2 separate regions of the Homo sapiens genome follow, and region 2 is linked to region 1. Evidence: chromatin loops called from intact Hi-C (ENCODE). Cell type or tissue: PC-9. All regions are shown on one strand. Region 1 has its middle 59 kb from the start of TP63. Region 2 overlaps TP63 (tumor protein p63).

Region 1 (8,000 bases):
AAAATGGCAGCTAATCCAGGGAGTTAAATTTATCTCTAGACCTCTACAAATCACGAATTCTGCATATTCCCATGCTGATGAGATTAAATAAAAATGTAGAGTTTTAGTGATCTAAATCAAGCATGTGTAGGCCCACATTCAAGGGCATTGTTGAAGGGTTTGAGATGTCTCTCCAAGCTTGTTAATTATTCTGACTCAAAGGAATCTCAAAAGAGAAAACAAAAAGTCCAGTTTGGAAATTAGCAAGATCGTGTTCATGTATCTTTGACTTTACACACATATTCTTGTTTGGTGATACAGACTTTATCATGTTTGCCATGAGCTACTAAGCAAATTCACCTGTCTTTCTCTCTTATGTAGCAAGCGAGCTCTAAGACCAGTCTTTTACGTGTGTCACAAGAGAGGAATAAGCCAAACATCAGAGGAATTTTAAGAATTCTGCCACAGGTGTAAGAAAACAAAATTATGAAATGTGAGAATGGTAGGTACCATATATATCTTCTAATCCTCATTTCACACTGGGGAAATTAAAATGCAGAGTGACCTAAAAAATTATACATAAGATCCAGTCACGTCTCTCTTTAAAATCTTTCAATGGTTTCTTAGTCATTCATTCACTCAACAGACGCTTATCTAGCATCTGGGTTGTAGAAATAGCATGTGGGGTGTATAGTGAAGATTTAGTGCTGAATAAAGCATGCTTTTCCTTTTCTTGTGGAGCTTTCATTCTGACATGAATAAAAGTATTTAAAAATTATTTTAAAATAGTTATAAACTTTGAAAAGTGCTACAAAGGAAAACAGAAGGGTTGTATAAAAGGGTGCGCCATGATTCAGATTGGCAGGCAGGGAGCACCTTTCATTTAAGCTACAGTCTAAATGATTAATAGAGGTATCCTAGACAAAGGAGAGGAGTAAGAGTACCCTAGGAAGACGGCATAATAACATATGGGAAAGTCGTGAGACAAAAAAAGAATTAATTGCTTTCTAGTAACCAAGTACACTGTGCCAGGGTGAGGAGAAAAGTAGCATAAAATGGGTTTAGTGAGTTAGACTGGGAACAGATCAGGCAAGATCTGAAGATCATATTAAGGACGGGAATGCATGAGAGTACTCTCATTTTCACTAAATATGATCTCCTACTCTGGCTAATTTGTGGAGTCTGTTGGAAACAGGCAAAATACAAACAAAGTGAGAACTTAGGTGAGACTAGTGTCGTGGCAGAGGAGATGGAGAGTCATGGAAATATTTGAGACATTCTTGCATCATCACGGCTTGACGAATCATTGGAAAAGATAACTTTTGCTAAATGTTATCATAGCTATATGGTATGATAGAAAGAAGGCATTAAGTAAATGTTTGTTGATTCAATTATCAAGACCCAAAAAGGTGAAGTAAGGTCACATGGTCAAGAAAGCCAGAGCTCAATCTAGAACTTAGGTTTCTTGACTCTTATCCACGGACCCTTTTCCTGCTCACTCTTCTGCCTCCAGGCCTTACCAACAGTAGAATTTTGGTATGTTAGTTCTCCTGCACAAATGAAAATGTATACAGTTTGATATCAATGAGACCTGAGTTTAATTCTGCCGTTTTTGGCTTGTTACTCAGGAACTTCTTTAATCTTTTAGTAAATTAATTTCCTCATATACAAATGGTGAGATCTAGTATTGACTGAGTGAATGCTAACGACTAGGCTCAGTTTTCATGGTAAGAACACAACAGTGAACAAAACTATCAAAATCACTTCATTTGTAGAATTTACTTTTGTGTCAAGGAAGTCATAAATGTGCTATTTATTGTCGCCGCTCCATCCCTACCCCTCATCTCAGTAACATAGGGGACTAGAAGCCTACATTTCTCTAACTCACTGGTCAGCTGGCATCTCTGTAAGTTCTACAAAAAAAGGGCATTTGTGGAAGACTGAAAAGCAGAAGACAGGAAAAGGTTTTTTGCTCTGTTTTTGGAGGTGCCTCAGACAGTGACAATAGTAATGGCAACAAGGGTTTCCAGATTCACCACCAGGCAGCAGACTCTAATGTACCATATCAACAAAGACCCATTTAGGAAAAATAGGAGCCACTTAGACATTTCCAACAGAGAACATTTATTGTAAGGATTCAGTTATTTAAAATGTTGAAATAGCTGAAAGGTGAAAAGAGAAACAGGAAATTATCGAGAAGTAGGAATTGCCATCCCAATAACTAGAAGGGCAAAAAAGGAAATGTTTGTCACCAGAATAAAGGTACCATCCATCTTAGCCATGTCTATGAGACTGCAGGAGCACACGCTGCTGCTTCTGCTCCTATTGAAATCTTTACCACTGCTGCTTTACAGGAAGCTAGAAGCCTCTACTCCTACTGGCACTGTAGGTGCCCCAAGTCCAAAGTCTATTACCACTGTTACCCCAAGCTAAATTCCAAGAGTGTTAGGCCATCAAGACTTCAGGAGCCCCTGCTGCTGCTTCTGTTGGAATCCCACAGACTAGGATGGTACCCTGGAGCCCTCAGTGATTGCCAGAGCTATTGGTGTGATCCAAGATAGGGATAGAAACAAAATAAAATGACTTCTCTTTTTCCTCCTGTCAGTCTCCTCACAGATCCTCTCAATGACAGAATCTATCCAGAAGATAAGTAGTAAGGATATCTGGGAAATGTAGCTTAGAAGCTTCTAGCCTTCTGTCATTTAGAGGAACACGGAAGGCAGAGAAGGAGCAGCAAGCCAATAGACAAACAACTATTCCAGTAAACAAAATGTATAAGTAAATTTTATACTGGCCAGGTGCCGTGACTCACGCCTGTAATCCCAGCACTTTGGGAGGCTGAGGTGGGCAGATCACGAAGTCAGGAGTTCGAGACCAGCCTGGCGAATGTGGTGAAACCCCGTCTCTACTAAAAATACAAAAATTAACTGGGCCTGGTGGCGGGAACCTGTAGTCCCAGCTACTCAGGAGGCTGAGACAGGAGAATCATCTGAACCTGAAAAGCCGAGGTTGCAGTGAACTGAGATCTCACCATTGCACTCCAGCCTGGGTGACAGAGTGAGACTCCATTAAAAAAAAAAAAAAAAATTATACCATGTTAGAGGGTAGCAAGCAAGTACTATGGAAAATAAAGTAGGGGAGGAAGATGGAAATTGCTGTGATGTGGAAGGAGGAAAATTTTTAAATAATATGATCCCTATGGGTGTAAGTGAAAACATGACATTTGAATCAAGAGTGAAGCAGGTGATGGAAGAAGCCATGTGGATATGCTGGGAAAGAGTGCTCCAGGCAAAAAGAACAGTAAATGTAAGGGCCTTGTGGCTGAAGTTGGCCTGGGGTGTTGACAGAACAACAAGAATGCCAGTGTGACCAGAGCCCAGTGAAGCAAAAGAATGTGCAGAAAGACCAGAAGTCAAGAACAACAGGAGAGCAAAGAGGAAATGGGACTGCATCAGGCCTTATAAGCCACTGTAAAGATTTATTCTTTCACTCTGAGTAAGAATGGGAGCTATATGTAGGTTTTTAAGCAGAAGAGTAATAAGAACTGACTACTAGAATAATAGTGTTCATCTCACAGAGTTACTATAAAAAGTACAGTGTTTAGAACATTGTAGGGAAGATAGTACAAAAGTTATTGTTAATCCACTTCTTATGATGAATACTAGACACTGTAAGTATACCTTCTGATGGAATCTGCTGTTGTCTGATCCCTTCAATACTCTTAATTATATAAATATCTCCTCCTTCTTCCAATTAAGGTTTGGTCATTTTGCTGAATAATTAGACTGTGGAGGAGTTATGATACAGCAGTGAGAACTCCAATCCATCAGATAACTAGTAATCTTGTCCACAAAGTTATTAAATTATTCCCTCATCAGAAGCTTAGTAAACTGTCCTCATATGTCCCTGTACCCTTTAACAGGCAGGCCCCAGCCAGCTTTCTCACCCTTCATTGTAACCTCTCATTTACCCTAACAGCTATTTACATTAGTGTGTGTCTAGGAGTCTTTTTAGGCTCTGATCAGATGCTAGAGGAATCAGATAATGCATTGTCATGATTCACAGGGACAAGTAGGAAATAATTCCAGACAGTCAACTTATCCAGGTAACCAAAGGTGTAAACACTAGGTCTTTCAAACCAGCTTCAACCGTACGACAAGAATCAAAAGAGTGATGAATCATTTGCTCTTTAGTCTAGAGTCTAGACCCTTTATCACCTCAGCCTACAACTATGACCAGTTCTTACCAGTCAAGTACTTTGTAAATCATACAGATTTCTAAACTCTGCATTGCTTATTAACTTTGTCATTTTCTATGGGAAACAGGAATTGAGAAAGACAAAGGGAGAGAAATGACAAATATCCTAAGAATGAGTTCTGTAAGACTTTAAAAATATTTCTCAAAATTTAGCATGCTCCAGAATCACTTTTCAGGCTTGCTGAAATGCAGGTTGCTAGGTCCCACCTCCAGAGTTTCTGATTCAGAGTCTGGGACAGGAACCCAAAATTTGTATTTCAAACACATTTCAGGTTGATGTTGCTACTCTGGGGACCAAACTTTTGAAAACCACTGCTCTAAAGCATTGACCTTCAAAGAATTTGTTAGCATGTCTCAATATAATTTTGAAAATGTATGTACCTTTCTTTACATTTTTAAGTTGATATTTTAAATTTTTCATCATAAATTGAAATAGCCGCAAAGTTAATAATTTTCAAAGTACTATAAATATTGACATTTTAAATAAAGACTATTAGTTTTTAAATAAAACTTCTAAATGATTCTAATAGAATATAAATACCACAGTGATTTAATCCATAAACTCATCTTTTAAAAAATACATGAGAAAGCTCATTCTTAATACCATTTGGAAATATGTCATTCTATTTTCTCCTTTCAATCATACATTCATCCCATTGCCCTTGTATTATTTTATTCTCTTGTAGTATACTTTTATCTATAAAAATTTTAATATGATTACTTATCTCTACTTGTCTGTAATAAAGCACACATATAAATTTAAGCCTATTTTTAATGACCTGTGACCATAAGACACAAGTGCTAAAATATTACTTCTGGATTAGGCTATTATAATGATTATTATTAAAAATAATTAAAGCAACTGATTAAAGTAGACTTTCTGATATCAATATTCTTAACGACTACTTTGTTGGGATCCCTCAGAAATTTTATACCTCAGGTCTTGAGACCAAGGAAGATAAGAGACAGATTCCCTGTAGTTGTTAGTGAAAGTGATGTCACAGTGAGAGAGTCAGATTGTAAGAACTGTGTGAAGTCCTCAACTCCTGGATTTTTCTTATGGAAAAAGAAGATATGTATATACTGAAGATCTAGAAATTATTTTGCTTAAAATTTTGTATCATTCCTTTGTGTCCCTTATGCTGCTCTGTGTACCTCAAGGGGTGATCAAGACTCCAGTTTGAAGATTACTTAGAGACTAAGGCATTTGTTGGTTTCACTTTCTACATCTCACTGACATAGGACTCTACATGATTTTGAAGTAAATAACTACTTCTTCTTTATTCATAACAATAGTCACAACTAACATTTATACATCACTTTTCAATTTATGTCACCTTATTGTACATTACCTCATTTTATCCTTACAAAAACCTATAGAAAGGTAGGCAAAGAAAACATTATTGTCCTTATTTCAGAGTGGAGAATTATTTTCCAGGAGTATATTGCCTAGTGCCACACAGGCAGTAATAAAGCCTAGTTTCAAATTCCCCTCACTCTAGTTCCAATTTTCCATTGAATTGTACCAGACCTGGGGCTCTCTTAGGAAATGACCAGATTGAATAACACAGGCTCATCTTCCTACTCAGGAATAGGGGATGTTTGCATTTTCAAGGTGAGGGCCTTGAATGTTAGCTAATGAAGAACAACAGTTAAACTGGAGACAGAACTGGTGAAATAAACAAAGGCTAGAAAGTAACTACCAGAAACAGAGAAAAGCCTCGAGCCTTGCTGTTTCTCATTATCCTTTGGGGAAGAGCTTTTCACCCCATCCTTTGGGGGATGATCCCAAAAGATTGACTTTATAAATATTCCTCCCATTCCTGAAAGCAGTAATGTGCAAAGGGATGAGAGGCACCTTAAGCACAGTTTGCAAGAACTGATGATGGCGAGGCTATCTCATCAACAGTTAGTTTTCATGCTATAAGGCTTCAAATTAATAACCCTGTTCCCCCAAAACAAAACATCTTAACTTAAATATTGAGTATGAAGTGGGAGCATAGCATTAACATAATCTGTTACATGTGAAATTACTTTGGAATGCTTTCTTAGATCTTCTGCAAAAATATTTATTTCTGGCTCAACTTATGGTATTTCTGTAATATTTCTTTGCTGTTTTTATTATATTCTGTAATCAGCTTCTCCAGCACAGGTCACTCAAGCAAACCTTTGGTGAGCATCTATTCCGGCCACAGGAAGGCTGATCTAACAACAATGTGCAGATTGATATGGGTGCCATGTGGGACCTCCTTTGATGCAAAGTCAAGGAGAGGGTTGATAAGGACCTAGACAGTGGGTGATGTTTCAGTAGAAAGAAGAAACCGAATGTAGCTGGCACTGTGTGGTTAGGATATACAGGCACTGGTTGTGGAAAAGATGTGGGAGAGCCCCATGTGAAGGATGTATAAAGATGGTTGAATTGAATGAAAGTGAATTACATTTAAAGTCACCATCTTGGCATGAAGAGCTTTACTTGATATGGAGCTGAGGAGTGATTCTCACACTATTTCAGGTGACTTTCTTTATTTCTGACTCTGTCTCACCTGGGCAGCTTTGTGTGCTCCTTCTGTCCTGCGATGCTAGGAAAAATAGTAAAAGCCTGTACTGTGGGCATGTTACACTCCTCGGAGGACAGAAACACTTGCACAGCATAGTGGAATACAGCTTTGGTCTTGTATTGGGAAATTTGACTTTGTGTGTTGGCGCCACTGTTTACCAAATGTCACCAAGCCAAAGTTCACTAGATAATAGTGAGGACAAAATAAGATGCCAGAGAGTAAACTGTCTAAACTGTTGTGTACTATGCAAATAATATGAATATTTATAACCCGTATGGCTTATTTAATTTTTTATTTAGAAAGCAATAGAAATACTTAGATAGAAAAGGAAAACTGAGCAATAGAACACTAGGTTTGACTGAAATGAAAGTGTTTTTTTAGTCTTGAATGAATTTTGACAGGTCACCCTGTCAGCTCAATAGATTCTGTATAGCCGGAAACGGTAAACTACAAGTTTTCTAATTTAGATCTCTTCAAGGGGGATTTACTTAGGAATTATAACATGACAAAACAGCAGCCCTGCTTTAGAGGAAGCCAACAACATCATTGCTGGCTCCAAATGAATGGCTGCCATGGACAAGCACTCCTTGTCATTTCCTTTTCTCGTGGCGCTTTTCTTTGCCTCCCCAGAGTCAAAACAATGGTAACTGAGAAGCTGGCATCAATGTGATTGACAGTAAGTATTCCAAGACAGCTGGTTGATTGATTGATGGACGATGATGAATGTTGTCTAAAAGAACAGAAAGCTGTTTCCTTTTTGAAACCATTCAAATTTGGACAACGTAGGCCAAGAATCATACATTTATAAATTTAATGAGCATAACATTTTCAAATAAGCAAACAATGATCAAAATCACCACCCACCAGGAATCACATACATTGATAAGTGTCAAGATATTTCAAACATCAGAAAGCTGCTTTTTCACCTGCCCAGATTCCACAAGTCCCAGTTGATGAAATGACATACAGAGAATATGTGAATGCAGATTCTGCTAATGATAACCATAGCCAAACCACATGCCTGTGCAGTAATTTTTCTTACTTTATCTTATTGCAAACCCTTTAGTTGGTGGCTAGGGACGGTAACCTTCAAGATCACACAGCCCAAAAGCTTCATTCTATTATAAGTGGAGAAGACCAAAGCCTTACTAGAGAATGTCTCATGGCAAATTATTGGTGGAAACATGATGACCTTTGCCCACATCC
Region 2 (8,000 bases), 270 kb before region 1:
AAGAACTTTAGCTCTTTCATCCTCTCCCAGAAGAAATGCCATACTACATGCAAATCTCAAATCACATGGCTATCTTGAGCCCTAAATCTTAGAGACTATGGATGAAATAAACTCTCACGGAACAAAAAAAAATCATTAATTCTATAACCTACCTCTCTTCTCAATCCCTCTTCAAGGAAGGCAACTAGATAGAGTAGCATCAAAGCCCTCCCGAGTCTGCAATTCCAGATCAATTCACGTCTGGCATGTTCTTATACTGAGGTCTTAAAAAAAAGAAAACTCTAAGAAAGGCTTAAATACACCAACGAACATATTAGTCTCACTTTATGCCTGGCTTTCTGAATGAATTTGAATTTAGTTTCTTTAAAAAAGAGAGAAAAATAATGAGATTTACAAATACAATGAATCCTCATTTAACATTTTTGATAGATTTTTGGGAACTGTAACTTTAAGCAAAACACATATAACAAAACAATTTGTTTTTCTCATCACTGTTATAAGAAAATAACATTGTATGAAACAATTACTCGAAGATCTCCTGCACATCATTTTGTTTAAGGTCGCAGTTTACCAAGAACCTATCAAGGACATTGAGGACTTCACTGTTATCTAAAAGATAGCCACTAGTCACAAACAGGAAATGCCAGGTGCACTTCTAATTTATGGCTTCTAGTTCAAAAAACTTAAGAGGTAAAGTGTTGTCTGTACTATCTCAAATAACCCAAAATACTTGACAGGAAGAAAAAAAAGTCAAGCTCTAAAGCTCTCAGAACAATTCCGTTAATCAAGTACAAAGTCTGTCTTAACTTAGTGCTCTCCTAAAACATTCAGTGACTTAATTTTTTTTCTTTTTATAAGCTATATTCCTTGGGACTGCCAAATTAAAAATGTCCTTTTATAAGGGTAAGAGGGTGATGAAATCAATAATTAGAACTGCTGGGAATGAAAAATCATACAAAACAGATGGAGGGTTGCCAGAGAACCAGATAAAGTTCTGGCAGCTAATCTGGTGGGAGGCAAGATTTAGGGAAGAGAAATGAGATACATGAAAATAAAAATTTGAGGGTCCAACAATAACTTTTGATAAGGAGGGTTTGAAAAATTAATTCTAAAGATCCAATTCAGTAAAATGTAAAAAGACCCTTAGCGCTGAGACACAGCTTCAGTTTGGTCTGCTTCAAAGACACTGATTATCACATGAAGTTATATGGGCTAATTATATACTATACTTTGGATTTGTCCTCTACAAAAAAACTCACTTGAAAAACATTTTAAATTTCATATCGAGAAAGATATTATTTTTTAAAAAATGTAATGTTTAAAAAGTGTTGGCCGGGTGCAGTGGTTCACCCCCGTAATCCCAGCATTTCAGGAGGCCGAGTCAGATCACCTCAGGTCAGGAGTTTGAGACCAGCCTGGACAACATAGTGAAACCCCATCTCTACTAAAAATACAAAAATTAGCTGGGTGTGGTGTCACATGTCTGTAATCCCACCTACTTGGGAGGCTGAGAAAGGAGAATCGCTTGAATCCAGAAGGCGGAGGTTGCAGTGAGCTGAGGTCGTGCCAAAAATTAGCTGGGCGTGGTGGCGCGTGCCTGTAATCCCACCTACTTGGGAGGCTGAGAAAGGAGAACCACTTGAACCCAGGAGGTGGAGGTTGCAGTGAGCTGAGATCATGCCATTGCACTCCAGCCTGGGAGACAAGGCGAGACTCTGTCTCAAAGAAAAAAAAAAAAGAAAAAGGAAAAGTGTTCATTTCAATGGCTTTTAATATATCCATCCTAATAAACATCAGGTCAATGTGTTCTGATAGTCAGTGTCCCGAACTACCAAAAATAAAAAGTAGGGGGGGTGAATGGGTACAGGTGGTCTGGGGTTGGGGTGGGGGCATTCTCTTGAGAAGTCAGCTTTAAGTGGTTAGATTGAAAACACTAATATCTTTCAAGAGGCAACTGATCATCCTTCCTTTGACTAGGACCCCAGTTTTGTCATTCTATTTCTAAACTACATGTGTATAATGGGGCAGTAAATATTGCCCAGTGAATCATGGAAACAAAGCCAAGAGGCATTGAGTTTGGCTTCTAGTCCTCTACCTGCCCACTGACTTACTGCATCATCTTGGGCAAATTATTTCTCCTCTGGGGCTCCAACTTTGGCCCCGGATTTTTTGATTCACAAATGAGGCATTCCATTTTAAGACTGTATCCACATCAAAGGAAGGGGAATTCTGCAAAGTGAGCTTGCAAACAAGTCCAAGGCCACCATATCCTTTTGGATCTATCACAATGATCAGGCAGACGCAGATCCCAACATTGGCCCCACAGTCGTCTTGGCAAGGTATTTACTTCTCCCTGCCTCCCTTCCTGCCACAGCCGTCTAGCTGCCAGACATGTACGAATTGTGCTCTTGATCATTTTTTTAAAAAAATCCTTCCTCCAAGCACTTTTCCTGATGGCTCCAGCCAAAGGGCCGCCTGTTGCCACCTGTCAGTTGCGGGGATTAATTACCTGAGCCAAGGAGGCTGGGAGCGGCACATTCTTCCCGGGCCGCGCCCACAAATGTTGACATCAAGCAGGTGGGCTGTCTGCTACTCACTTACCGTGAGGACCAGCCAGGAGCCCACTGGGCCTGGCAGGTGGTGGGAGTGGGGCGACACTTAGACCGTGCCACAAAGCAGCAAAACCTCTGCAGGGAGTAATGTGTCCTGGGTCTTCTTGGGGAGGCCATAGCCAGCTTTGTGGCTAGCCCTGGGCACTGGCCCCAGAGGCAGCTGTGTCCTCCCTGCTGAAGGGCAGCATGTTGGCACCCACCTTGGGAAGGGGCGGGGGTGGAGCTCGCCAGCCTTGTTCTAGTTGCCTGAGGGTATGGATTTGGAAACCCAGTCTAAAAAGATTTGACAGACTTGATCGGTAATTTTGCAACTTTATCTCCCCAGGAGGGTAAAATGACCTTTCATTTAGTGTCTCCTGCCAGGGCCACCTCTGTCAACCCCACCTGACCAGTAATATCATTCACAGTTACCTTCACAGAGCAGACACTGGGAGGCATTTGTCAGAGTGACTGTCATACAGCAGGTACTCGTGTTAAGGTCGGCTTACTCTTACATGTTTCCTAAAGTCACGACCATCATGAGAAAAAGGCCAGGGTGAGATGACACTGATACGTTAGAGGTGTAGAAACAGGAGCTCAAAAGTTGAAAGCAGCACTCCAGTGAATGGTGGAACTGAGAACTGAACTGCAGTTAGTTTTCCCTCTTCTCAGTGCTGATTAAAGGCCTGCAAACCACCTTCCTGACTACTGGACATCTATGTGCTCCCCTGCCCCTCAATAAAACAAACCTGGACATTCCTCAGCAATACAGGAAGACACAATTATCTGTAGAGTCAAAATTCTTCTAGTAGAAACCCTGGATGGGCAGAGAACTCTTACCCCTCACCCCTACTGGACATACCTAGTTTAACTCCCCGATAAATGAGAGACCCAGAGAAAATATCACACCAGAAGTTAGCAATGAGACATAATTAGAACTTGTGGCTTCTAATTTCCAGCCCTGTAATCTTTTCACTGTAAAACATTCCTGTACCTCTTCTCTTTAAGATGTTATTGGTGGGGGACAGGGTTGGTGGGCAGATCGGAGAGCTTTATGGACACAGACGTGACATACACGCGCTCTCTCTCTCTCTCTCTCCAGACAGAAGACAATACGTTGCAACCCCCTTCCACTGCAGTAGCAGCATGTCTGTCTCAGCACACTGCTCTGCAAGTCAGCTATCATTTTCCCTTAAGGTAGAGAAAACATTATCCTCCCCCTAAGGGTGGCTTGCTACTCCCAACTGCCTGCAAAACCGCGGGCTACTACACTATCATTTCTTTCCCCTCTGGGCCCAAACTGGTTTTCCCTGTTCCTTCCTCAGCTCTTACTTTGTTGTATCAAGAAGTCACGCTTCTACAAAAACGATAGCCCTACCTAGAGCTCAGCGTCCTGCCTGAGATATGTTTTACCCCCTGGTCCAAGACAAAGCCTCACGCAGTGGCACCCAAAGTCGTAGGAGTCCTTCCCTGGTAGCTGACCTCCTTCAACACCTGGACGCTAGAGGTGAAAGTTATTGTCTATGCTTCCACACATACTCTTTGATTGTCTTTTAAAATGACTCACAGTATAGAATTCTTAAATCTCTGGTCTCTACTGAAGGTTGCATCATTCCTAACAGAAACACGTTCAGAAACCATTCATTCTGGGAGGCACTCACAGCTCAATTTCTATGAAATGACTCAGGTATCCTTGGCGATATAATACCACACATATTGGTTCTCTTTCCTGGTAGATTTGTGGCTTGTTTTGGAGTTTCATTTGTACATCTGCTCTAAAAGTGAGTCCTCTGTTCCAGTAATGGTAATTTGTATCTGCGGGATATTCTTTTTACCGGAAGACTAGGTAGGCCAGTCTGATAAGAAGAAATGGGAGACTATGTATCGACAGTATGGAGAGTAATGGCATCTACTGATTTCCATAAATGACACCATCACTCACCCATCTGTATAGTCCTTAACAGTTTATAGAGCATTTTCATACAGCTATTAATTTAATCCTCAGCTAACTCTATAAGAAAGTCACCTGTATTCCCTTTCTGTCAAGGAAGAATCAGAATCAGAGACTTAAGTAAACTACTTTGCTCACGATAACACAAAGTTAGAATTCTCCAATCTAGGTTTTAACTTTAAATTCAGGGCCCTTACTGTACATAAGGCACATACTATATGTACATTGCAGGATGTCTTCCTGTGCCTTTGTGGTGTCCTTGCCGTGTTCAAATCATTATACTGCATGCTAGGATGGGAAAAGGTGGGGACAAAGTATCCACCCTCTATTTACAAAAGATCTATATATACATATATATAAACTTATGTATATAAATATTGCTGACCTACAACAGTATATAGCATTAAGACACACATATAATGGAGCATGAATTCCAAAGCGCTCTCTAGCTTCAAAGCCCAAGAAGGTTATTGGGAAACCTTGAATAGTTGTTTTTTTTTTTTTTTTTTTTTGGAGACTGAGTCTTGCTCTGTCGCCCAGGCTGGAGTGCAGTGGCATGATCTCGGCTCACTGCAACCTCTGCCTCCCGGGTTCAAGCAATTCTCTGCCTCAGGCTCCCGAGTAGCTGGGATTACAGGTGCCTGCCACTACACCCGGCTAATTTTTGTATTTTTAGTAGACACGGGTTTCACCATCTTAGCCAGGCTGGTCTTGAACTTCTGACCTCGTGATCCACCCACCTCAGCCTCCCAAAGTGCTGGAATTATAGGCGTGAGCCACCGCACCCAGCCACCGTGAACAATTTTTTAACATTTCACACAAAGAATATGTTCCAAGTCCTTACTGTGTATTCTCACCCTCTCCCATCTCTCTCTCTGTCTCTCTCATAAACACACACACACACGTACACAATCTATTTTTAAAACAAAGTGTTTAATACTGTTTGCCTGAATTTGGAGAAGAAAAGAATAAAAGAATTTGTAAAAAAAAAAAAAAAAAAAAAAAAAAAAGACGAAAAGCAAAAAAGAAAAAACTCAATTCCTTAACTCCTAAAACAACTGTACATCCTCCAATTGGAGCAATAGACTGAATTATGGTAGACGTCTACCTTTTTGAGGATTACTGCATGAAAAAAAAAGTTAGGATCTGCACTTTCAATGAAAAACAACACTTACCACCCGTACGTATACACTCAAATACTCTGAATACTGGGGAAAGGGTAATATGACAGATGTAAAAAATAAGACTTACGCTTGATGTATAAAACACAAAAAGCTAACACGTACTGTGATCTACAGTCTAGGCACTTCGCTAAGTTCTTTATGTCTTATATGATCATCGCAGTAAGCTGTGAAGTAGACATTGTTATTCCATTTGCCAGTTAAGTAAATTGAAACTCCTAAACGTGAAATAAGTTGCCCAATCTTTCACAGCTACTAAGCCAGATTCAACTCCAGATCCCCTCACTGCAGCACCCTTGCTCCTCCCCTGTACAGGGCTGAAAAAGAGGACAGTTCTCTCTGCTGCAAAACCTTGTGTGACTCATTTCAAGGCTGAGATAATACTACTGCCCACTGCAAGCTTGTCCTGAGTGTGGAGAAAAAGCCACATGATATTCAGGGTACAGTGCTTGGTCCAGGGTAAATGCCTGATGAACAGCAGCTATCACGATTGCATCACACTATTTAGCTGAGCTGTTGTTTCCACTAGGCAGTTTAACTGCTAGACAAGTAACACAAGGAATTTCCTAAACAAACTTCTGGAGATCAATCTTTGACTAAGGTACTAGTTAATATTACCGTATAAGAAGATACGTTTTGGGGTGAATCACAAAACAAAGAAAATAAAGGGGAGGGAGATTGAAATAAAAATAGAAGGCCTGTTTCAATACTGGAACTTAAATCACTATAAATGGATGCTCCATTCTATGTCTGAAGTTCCTATAATATTTTATAGGAACCACACTTTACTATTTTTCTTCCAAGGTCGGGGAAGTCCAGGTTCCACTTTGTGCTTCTAACTGCAATATTTAAACCGTAATCCCTCTGTACTGTCCTTCCGGCAGGAATTAAGTCAGATAAGCAAAGAGCTTTAAATCTCTTCATGAAAGAGTGCCGACAATAATTGTTGAGAATCACTGTTATTCTGACATTTTAGATCCTTCATTCTTCTCTCTTCAGAGAAATGGATGCCCAGGTGTAAATATAATAGGATTTAAAAACGAGGAAAATGAGTAGCAAATGGATTTCAAAACATAAACAGAGTCCATGCTCATTGGTATACTTAAATCTACTTTTTCTTTTTCTTTTTTTTTTTTTTTTTTTTTTTTAGCTTAGGATACTAGTTGCTTTTTAGTGCACCTTAAAAGTGAACCTGCAAATGCTGAGAAGTTTAAGGGACTTTAAGGTCCCTTCAACTACAGCTGTCCCCAAGGTTTCAAGTGAACAATAATGAGATAAATTTAGTTCAAGGCTCTACTATCCTATAGGCAAATTGCTGAGTTTCTTTATTCTAGATAAGTACAGGAAACCAATATGCTGAAATACTGAGATCCTAGGGGTATTAAGATACTGCCAAAAAGGAAAGGTGTAACTTAATCAATTAGATCAGATTTGCTCTTTAATACCTTCAAGCCAAGTTTTAAACTTTTGCTCTCCTCTCCTTTTTTAAGGGAACCCCTGGATAATTGAAACAATTTTGAGACATCTATTTCCATCGTTGATAATTAGGTACCGTGTGGGCCACTAATACATAAGCATCTGTGTTGGCTGGGGGTAGGTGTAGGGGGTGCTTGGGGAGAGATTTAAACAAACCCTTTCCTCTACTTGCAACATCTCTTAAAAGCTTGTCATCATGTTACTTCCTATTTCTTTAGAGTTCATTTGTTTAAGACGGAAACGTGCTTCATCTTGTTCGCTTTTTCTGCATTCTTTGTAAACTTAATATTCTAATTAGCCCCAACACGGAAAAGAATGTAACACAACTGTCTTAGTTGTGCCATAGAGTTAGAATCTATCTATTAACATGTTTTAGTAATAACAAGAAAAATAATAAAAACAAACCTATTATGAGAAGCTGCCCATGCCAATAAATTTGAAACATTACCAGGAATATAAAGGAAGGAAGGAAACAGGTGAAGACACTCACAGCAACAACAAAAAGGTAGGAAGAATAAATAGGAGAGAGGAAGGGAGGTAAGAAGGAAGAAAGAGAAAAGGAGGGAGGGGGGCTCAGGAAACTGTGGAAAACAAGTGTCATAGCTTAGCTCATATTTAATCTTGTCACCTCACTAATCCTGACCTCACTATGGCAAGAGAGATGAAAAATTTCCTTCTGCTTAGAGAGTTGGTGATTGAGCTGGGAATGGGGTTACCAGATAATCTCCAGCCTAATTAAAATTTAATTGTAAAAGCAATGAAATTTTTCAGCATAAGTAAGGAATATTGGCCAGGCACAAT

What was found. Hi-C counts contacts between places; a loop is a spot of excess contacts. Peaks named below come from ENCODE experiments on the same cell type or tissue, not always from the same donor. Only the 100,000 strongest peaks of a DNase experiment are listed, where the experiment ranks them.
Region 2: it touches region 1 in a loop (15-fold over the local background); 2 of 110 quality-filtered maps call a loop at or near these places.

The regions. Positions count from the first base shown.
Region 1 is chr3:189,568,611-189,576,610 of GRCh38, reverse strand. No RefSeq gene overlaps it. Among named protein-coding and RNA genes, the nearest start is that of TP63, 59 kb to the left of the region's middle. In PC-9, no CTCF peak of the experiment used is centred here; a DNase peak (open chromatin) is centred at 4,150; H3K27ac peaks cover 4,108 bases.
Region 2 is chr3:189,837,912-189,845,911 of GRCh38, reverse strand. The region is part of intron 4 of TP63 (tumor protein p63); the gene reads right to left. Among named protein-coding and RNA genes, the nearest start is that of MIR944, 12 kb to the right of the region's middle. In PC-9, no CTCF peak of the experiment used is centred here; DNase peaks (open chromatin) are centred at 3,901 and 4,211; H3K4me3 peaks cover 1,371 bases; H3K27ac peaks cover 3,174 bases.